2 separate regions of the Homo sapiens genome follow, and region 1 is linked to region 2. Evidence: chromatin contacts called from ENCODE Hi-C or POLR2A ChIA-PET data. All regions are on one chromosome and are shown on one strand. The core of a region is the stretch at or near the end of the contact, and the rest is flanking DNA. Distances in the headings are between cores, read along the strand shown. Region 1 overlaps PPP2R5C (protein phosphatase 2 regulatory subunit B'gamma). Region 2 overlaps DYNC1H1 (dynein cytoplasmic 1 heavy chain 1).

Region 1 (5,603 bases), core at 458-2,957, 200 kb before region 2:
TTTAGCAAATACATAGAGTTGTGCAACCGTCACCACAATTCTGTTTTAGAATGTTTCCATCTGCCTCCAAAAGTTACCTCGTGCCATTCACCATTAAGTTCCCCTCCGGGCCCCAGCTGCAGGCACCCACTGATCTGCTTTCTGTCTCTAGACTTACTTTCTTCCGGACACTTCATATAAGCGAAGTCATACCATAGGTAGTCTTTTACACCTGCTGTAAGGTTTTTGAGGTTCATCTGTGTTGTTTCTTTTTAATGCCGCATCATATTCAGTCAGATGGATACACCACATTTTGTTTATCCGTTCACCAGTTAATGGACATTTGGGCTGTTTCTTAGCTGGTATGAGTAACAGTGCTGCTGTGAACATTTGCATAGAAGTCTGTGCGAGCAGATATTTCATTTCTCTTGAGTAGATACCTAGGAGTGGAATTCCTGGCTTGTGTGGTAAATTTATGTTTAGCTTGTTAAGAAACTGTTGGCTGGGCACCGTGGCTCACGCCTGTAATCCCAGCACTTCGGGAGGCCGAGGCGGGCGGATCATGAGGTCAGGAGATCAAGGCCATCCTGGCTAACACGGTGAAACTCCATCTTTACTAAAAATACAAAAAATCAGCTGAGCATGGTGGCACTCGCTTGTAGCCCCAGCTACTCGGGAGGCTGAGGCAGGAGAATTGCTTGAACCTGGGAAGTGGAGGTTGCAGTGAGCCGAGATCACACCACTGCACTCCAGCCTGGGCAACAGAGCAAGACTCCGTCTCAAAAAAAGAAAAAAGAAAAGAAAAGAAAAAGAAACTGCCAAACTGTTTTCCAAAGTGGTTGTACTGTTTTACATTTCCACCAACAATGTATGAGGGCTCTGATGTGGCCACATTCTTGCCAATATCTATTATTGTCTTTTCGATTATAGCTTAATTCTTGTGGGTGTGTAATGGTGTCTCACTGTGGTTTCCATTGGCCTTTCCCCAATGACTGGAAATTTTAAGCATCTTTTCATATGCCTGTTAGCCATTTGTCTCTCTTCTTTGATGAGATGTCTTTTTTTAAGTTGGTTGTCTTCTTCTTGTTGAATTGTAACAGTATGTTTTCCCAGATATGAGTCCTTTATTTTAACAGAAAATAAAATACAGTAAAAATAAATTATTACAGAAGTGAAGTACAAAATACACTGTGTATAAAATAGTGTTTTTATTATTATAGTCAGTAGACATAAGATTACCCTGTTAAGTTGATACGAAAGTTTTGAAACGCTTATTCTCAATTTTTGTTATTCGTTGTAAATCTTCAGATTTGTCTATATGTGTCAAACCCTTCTTTTGAGCTTTTAATTTCAGGGTTTTTTTTTTCATTTATGAAAGTTCTGTTTGGTTCTTTTTTCAGTCTGCAGTGCCATTTTAAAATATTTTCCTATTCTCTTGAACATACCATCAAAACTTGTATGGTATACAAGTTTAGTATAGTATACTAAATAAGTATAGTAAACGCAGCTGTTTTATAGCCTGCGTCAGGTCACACTAGTATCTGAGGTGTTTGACACATTTTGTTCATGATGTCTTATTTCCTTGTGTACCTGATTTTTTTTATTGTATATTGGTCATTGTATTCAGATATGTGAAATAAATTGAAACCTAGAATCAAAGTGTCTTCTTCAATAGGGATTTGTTTTTGCTCTGCCAGACACCTGGAGGCACTGCCAATCTGGGAGTGCCTTAAACCACAACACTGGTTTGTTAAATCAACCGACCCAGTTGTTCTGCAATATATCCCACTTACCCCACTGCGGTTCCTGTAAATGGAAACCTTTTTTGGCTGAAATACATCAGAGGCAACGCTTTATAACTTAGGAGATAGTGACATTATTGTGAGAGATGCATAGCCTCTGGTTGCCTATCATCAGAAGTGATGCTAAATTTTCAGTTTTACTAGTGAATTCAGTTGATGACAGATTGATATCTCTATTGAACAATTACATATTTCCCTTTACAATTCAAAAAGTACTAGTAATAGTCTGCAGTGTATATTTTGGCATCCTACCAATGTGTATTCCCTGTCAACCATGTGCTAATGTCTTGAACAACAGTTGATAATCCTTGCCTGAGTCAGTAGTTTCAGTTTCACTAGCGAATTCAACATTTACTCTAACGTTCTTCTGAAAGCAGTGATTTTTCTTACCAACCAGAGATACTTGGTTATCTTGAAATGGAGCTCCTACTGAAAAAGAAGGATAAGCTTAATTCTTTGTCTTTTATTACCAGTTCCCTCTAATGGTGACAGCTGAAGCTTTTTTCTAGCTTTCTCTTTGTTTTAATATCATTGTGGACTAATATATTGTTGATTTCAGTGTGTTTTCATGTACCAAAAGCATTAGTCTTTCTGGTGTTCAGATGGCATAATTGCAATCATTAAGTGCCCTTTAGGGTAGCTCGTGTGTTTTTTTGTTTGTTTTTGTTTTTTTACATAGCCTCATTTATTTTTGATTCCTTGATTTCTGACACAGTGAGACATCCCTTGGGCTCATTTAATACCTTCTCTTCCCCAGACTTCAAATCAGCCATTTTTCTTTTCTTTTTTTTTTTTTTGAGACAGTCTCATGGTCTCATCCATGCTGGAGTGCAGTGGTGCAATCTTGGCTCCCTGCAGCCTCCGCCTCCCACATTCAAATGATTCTCCTGCCTCAGCCTCCCAAGTAGCTAGGATTACAGGCGTGTGCCACCATGCCCAGCTAATTTTTATATTTTTTGTAAATATGGGGTTTCACTATGTTGGCCAGGCTGGTCTCAAACTCCTGACCTCAAGTGATCCACCCACCTCGGCCTCCCAAAGTGCTGAGATTACAGGCATGAGCCACCACACCTGGCCAAATCAGCTATTTTTCAAAGAGCCCTGGTTCCTTTCAGTAGTAAATATATTAGCAACCAAAATCTGGGTCAGAGGGATGTTTATTGCTACTGGTCTGACATTACTTTTAAATGCTTTCAATGGAGGGAGCGAGGATATAAATTTTCTGAATCGTACATTCATATTGATATTTTAAATTTAATTTTAACATTATAGTGTTTTTGAAGCAGGATATTTCCCTGACCACTTCACGGGCAGGAACTGGACTGCGTGGGTGTGGGAACTAGCTGGCCCCTTCAGCGCCAGCAAGGGCGATCTCCACTTACTCGCTGCTCCACCCCTCGTGGGAGGGGAAGTGCAGGTGAGCTGGTGCAGGAGCACTTTTGGGCACCAGCAGGAGCAAACCCCATACCAGCCCCATGGCAGCGTCTTCAGGGGTCCCTGTGATCCCTGAAGCCCCAGAGAAAGTGTTGCAGTACTCTTTTAGCTCTGCCATCCATGGATGACTTAAGTGTTAACAGCTCAGTGGAGGGTCAGTGGGACAACCTTTTACACCCATACTCATGGCACCCAAGTTGTTGTCCAGCATCCAGGAGGAATGAGGTTGCATGAAGGAATTGAAGATGGTAAATGCAGGGGATTTTATTGCCAATGAAAGTGGCTCTCAGTGGGAAGGGAAGCTAAAAAGGAGACAGAGTGGGAAGGTAATCTTCCCCTGAAGTCTGGCTGTCTCCAGCCAGATTCTTCTCTGAAGTTACGCCATCAAGTTGTCCCTCTGAAGTCAAGCCACTTCTTTCCAACATCCAACTCTAGTCTCCTATGTCCAGTTGCTTCTCTTCTCTCTACCAGCTGAGCCTGGGGTTTTTATGGGCACAGGATGGAGGCACGGGGCAAGCCATGGGTGGTTTTGGAAAAGGCAACATTCGAGTGGGGAAACAGGAATGCATGTTCTCACTTTGGACCAAGGTTCCAGGCTTTTCGGCTTGAGGCTAGGGCCCTCACAAGGGACGTGCCCTCTTCTGCCCAGAACTTCCCTGCTTCCTGTTCCTATCACTTTCACTTATTTCTTGGCTTTCATAGTTTTATCTCTGTCTTACACTGAAAATGTTGATTTCTAGCATCACTAATGTAATTATGGGTATATTCTCTTAAACAGTTCCCAAAAACAATATTGATATTACTGCAAACAGTTGGAACTTTGAATTGACCCATAGTCATTGCAGAAAGAAACAGCTGTTGACTTTATTTATTTATTTATTTTAGAGACAGTTCCATGCGATGTTGCCCAAGCTGGTCTTGAACTCCTGGGCTTAAATGATTCTCCTGCCTCAGCCTCCCAAGTAGCTGGGATTACAGGCACGCACCACCATGCCTGGCTACTGTTGGCATTTTTATTGGGATCCTGTTACATTTTGCAAATATCTGAGGGAGGGCTGGCATCTTGTGATGTGTGCCTCCTCTAAGAGTATGCTATGACTATTTTCCAAGGCCACTTTCATGTCCTTTAAGGCTGTTTTTAAGTTTCCCTTGTAGGTTTTGCATGTCTCTTACTAAGCTAATGCCTAGATAATCATTATCATCGCTCTTGTAAATAGAGTCTTTTCTTCCATTGTGTCTTCTAGTTATTAGTTGTTTATATGAAGGCTATTGAATTTGGGGGCCTTGCTTTCATAACCTGCTTCCTTACTGAATTACCTGATTGTTTGCATCAGTTTTTCAGTTGATTCTTTTGAATATTCAGGTATTAATTAGAGCATCTGCACATAATTTCACCTCTGTTTATAATTGTAAACTCACATGTCTTTCTCTCCAGTTGACTAATAAATTCAGTAAAACAATTTCAGTAAAATGTTACATAGTGGTGGTGAGAGTGGGCATACTTGTCTTGTTTCTGACATTAGTGGGAACGAGAGGCATGATTTTTAGCAACCGTTTATTATTTCATTCTGTGGATACCCCAGTTTTTCAGCTATTATAAATGATACTGTTCTGTTAATCTTTTGTTATCGTTGTTGTTCACATCTTTGAACCTTTCCTTAAGCTTGATGAAGGAGGTACTGGATCAAAGAGCAGGCATTTTCAAAAACCCTTAATAGATATTGTCTACACACTTTCCAGAGAGTAGCACCACATACAGAGTATGTGAGATGCCTGTCCATCATACCTCTCCAATGCTGAGATCATGTAAAAGTTGTAGTTATTTGATAAGTAGAAAAAGGTATTTCATATTTTTATTTTTTTTTAACCAGTGAGGTTGAATATAGCCCTCAGACCTGTTCATTGTAAGATTATTCTGAATTAATGCCTTCATTTAACATTTTTGGACTGGAAGGTGGAAGTGTTAAATAAAGAGACCTTTTTTTTTTAAGATACTTATAGGAAGAGTAAATTAATCATGGACTTGTTTTTTGAGGCCATTTTTAGAAAAGAAAAGACTAGGAGAAGTCAAAGTTATAGCAGAATAATGTAGGACTTATTATCGGCTAACTAACTAGAGACCCTGGGGCAAAAGAGTTGCCGAGTATTTGGTCTTTTGTGAAAGAAGTCATTACATTATTGTTAGAATTTACTTGAATTGTTTAAAATTGGCTTTTGAATACCAGTTAAATATTTTATATCTCTTGCTCTCCTCTCATGCAAATACAATACTTCACCCTCATTCAAAGCAGTTTATTTTCTTTTTTGAGACACGGTTTCGCTCTGTCACCCAGGCTGGAGTGCAGTGGCACAATGTCAGCTCACTGCAGCCTGGACCTCCCAGGCTCA
Region 2 (2,500 bases), core at 1-2,500:
AGAGTGCAGATACAAGCTGTATCAGGAAATGTTTGCCTGGAAGATGGTTGTACTGTCTCTCCCCAGGATCCAGAGTCAGAGGTACCAGGTAAGCCTTTGGTGACTCGAGGCACACGCCTCTGACCAGGACTCTCATGGGCTCTGTGATACCACTTCTTCATGGTGCTTCTTTAGATAAGCTCTTGATGTTGTTTACAAACTCCAGACATCCCAGGGGAAAGTTAGGGAGGCTTTTTGTGCCCTGACCTTTTTTTCCAACTAGTTACTTGGCATTTGTAGCTTGGTCTCAGTAGTTTCTTCGAACTCCTGTCCATGAGCATCTTTGGGAATCTCAATTCCTGCTTCTCCCTCTCCTCCCCACCCCCCACTTTTTATTAGGGGAATTTTAAAACATACACAAAAGTTGAGGGAATCAAGAGCCCCCCACCACACAGCTTTATCAATATGTGGACAATGTTATTTATATTTTCTTTCCTACCTCTCCACCCCCACCAGATTATCTTGAAGCAAATCTCAGATATAATATACTCTTAGTATATTTTTAGAACAAAAGGAAATCTCAAAAGACCATTTAGTCCCCAGTGTCACTTCTGAACAGAACCAGTGGCTTCATAAAAAAAGATGGCACAACTTCTGCTATTGCAGACTCTTCCAGAATTTAGTGATAAGACATTAACCGTTTTCTTAACTTTGAATATAAACTCAGATCTTTAAGGATTTTTTTTGAGGTAGTTAATTGCCTATGGCTAAAATCGTGGTGATGTTTCACCTAATGCTGGGCACTGTCCAGCTAATCAGAACCAAGCTATGGATATTGGCTTCTGCCCTTCAAGGAGTCTACGTACAATCCTTAGCATCATTCTCATCATGTTACTCCTGTTTTTAACCAGCCGTGTTTCTATTTGCATTGTTCTCTTGCTTATCTCCAAATTTAACAAACTAAAGCCAGCAGTCTCCTTTTTCCCTAGAGCCCATCCCCTCACTCTCGTTTAGCTGTTCTGCCCTCTCTTCTGGGTCTTCTTTCAGCACCTAAACGGGACCCCATGTCCCCTGCAATCTTCATAAGGAAGCTCCCTTCTCAGGCACTCATCCAGCCTCCTCCAGCACTGCTCTGTGTGATCGCCCATAGCCCCACCCTGCTGACTAGGGGGCTTCTCTGTCCTTGTCTCACCTCTTAACTGCAAGACTTGATGGAGGCTCCCTCCTGCGTGATGCTCTGGACTCTTCAGAACACCGTGCCTCCTGGTTCTCCTCCCACCTCAGTGGCTGGTCTCCTTTCTCGGTTCCTCTTTTGCCTTCCCCTTAAACTCCCTCTAAATGTTCTGTTCCCTCTCCACTCCTGTGCACTCTCATTGTGGTCTCATCTAGTCTTGTTGACTTTAAATGCCACCTGCAGGCTGACAGCTCTGTGTTCGTATCTCCAGCTGACCTTTCTCCCTACTCCAGGCTTGTCTGGGCAGCTACTAGCATGGCATCTCCACTTGGCTATCTCGGAGTCGCGTCACACTGAGCACCTCTTGAGCCCTGCCTCCCCAAGTTTGATCTTCCCTCAGTCTTTCACTTCTCATCCTTCAGCTCATTCAGGCCAAAAATCATGGTATTGTCCTTGATTCCCATTGTGTGTCTCTTGAAAATGAATGCTGAGCTGTTTCACTGGCACCACTCCGTACAAGGTACCATCACCTCTCACTTGGATTATTAATATTCCCTCCTATCTGTTCTCTCTGCCTTTGCCTCCCTAAAATCTGTTTTCAACACAGCAGCCAAAGCAAGTTTTAGATTCTAAGTCAATCCTGACACTCTTTTCGGAGCCCTTGAATGACTTCCTATCTCACTCATCATGAAAGTCAAAGCCCCAGTGGCTTGCTGGGCCCGTGTAATGTGTTGCTTATTATTTCTCTGACTTCAGCTCCTGCTGCTTCTCCCTTCACTGGCTCTGCCCCATCACACTGGAGTCTTGCTGGTCCTCAAACATGCCGGTAGACTCTTGCCCCTGCGCCTTCACATTTGTTGATCTCAACTCAGAATCCTTGATGGCAAATAATCACAACTTACCCCTCTCCTCCTGGTTTCTCGCAATTCTCCCCTTCTCAGCAAGGCCTTTCCTGACGTCATTACTGAAAATGCAGCCTTCCCCATGCTGTGCCCACACTCCCTCTCCTTCTCACTCTTGCTCCGTAGTTCTCTCTCACCACCTGACATTCTGTGTGTTTTGCTTATTCCCTAATCGCGTCTCTCCTCCCATAGAGTGTAAGTCCCTGTGAGCAGGGATTTTTATCTGCTTGTTGTACCTAGAACAGTGCCTGGCACATAACAGGCACTCAGATAGTTAAAATGAGCAAATGGCTTCGTGCACTTTTCAGCTGTTTTTGCATTGCCAAATTTCTCTGTTGTCATTAATGTTCTTGTATTGGTTTGATGAGTTAAATATAAGTAGGCTTTCTGGTTACTTGTGGCCAGGGTAAGTGGATGTTATCCCTTAAATGCCATTTTGGTCATG

The links. Hi-C counts contacts between places; a loop is a spot of excess contacts on that map. ChIA-PET counts read pairs that join two places held with the same protein, here RNA polymerase II (POLR2A). Pooled maps may share reads with other maps.
Region 1: a loop to region 2 is called in a pooled map, with 2.5 times the contacts of the local background. The contact joins two enhancer-like sites. A Hi-C loop is called at or near these places in 1 of 50 pooled maps. POLR2A ChIA-PET finds 5 or more read pairs at or near these places in 5 of 52 experiments (BJ, HEK293, WTC11 and 1 more).

The regions. Positions count from the first base shown.
Region 1 is chr14:101,790,320-101,795,922 of GRCh38, forward strand. The region is part of intron 3 of PPP2R5C (protein phosphatase 2 regulatory subunit B'gamma); the gene reads left to right. It overlaps LOC124903388 (a long non-coding RNA gene), which reads right to left. Exons shown (of 2, transcript XR_007064349.1): 2 at 4,757-5,603. Among named protein-coding and RNA genes, the nearest start is that of PPP2R5C, 31 kb to the left of the region's middle. RefSeq lists an enhancer at 210-279. Within about 2 kb of position 1,708, at least 6 of the 41 ENCODE cell types and tissues checked have a DNase peak (open chromatin) inside an H3K27ac peak, as active enhancers do.
Region 2 is chr14:101,991,586-101,994,085 of GRCh38, forward strand. DYNC1H1 (dynein cytoplasmic 1 heavy chain 1) reads left to right here. Exons shown (of 78, transcript NM_001376.5): 11 at 1-88. Among named protein-coding and RNA genes, the nearest start is that of DYNC1H1, 28 kb to the left of the region's middle. RefSeq lists enhancers at 1-30, 1,399-1,538. Within about 2 kb of position 1,251, at least 2 of the 41 ENCODE cell types and tissues checked have a DNase peak (open chromatin) inside an H3K27ac peak, as active enhancers do.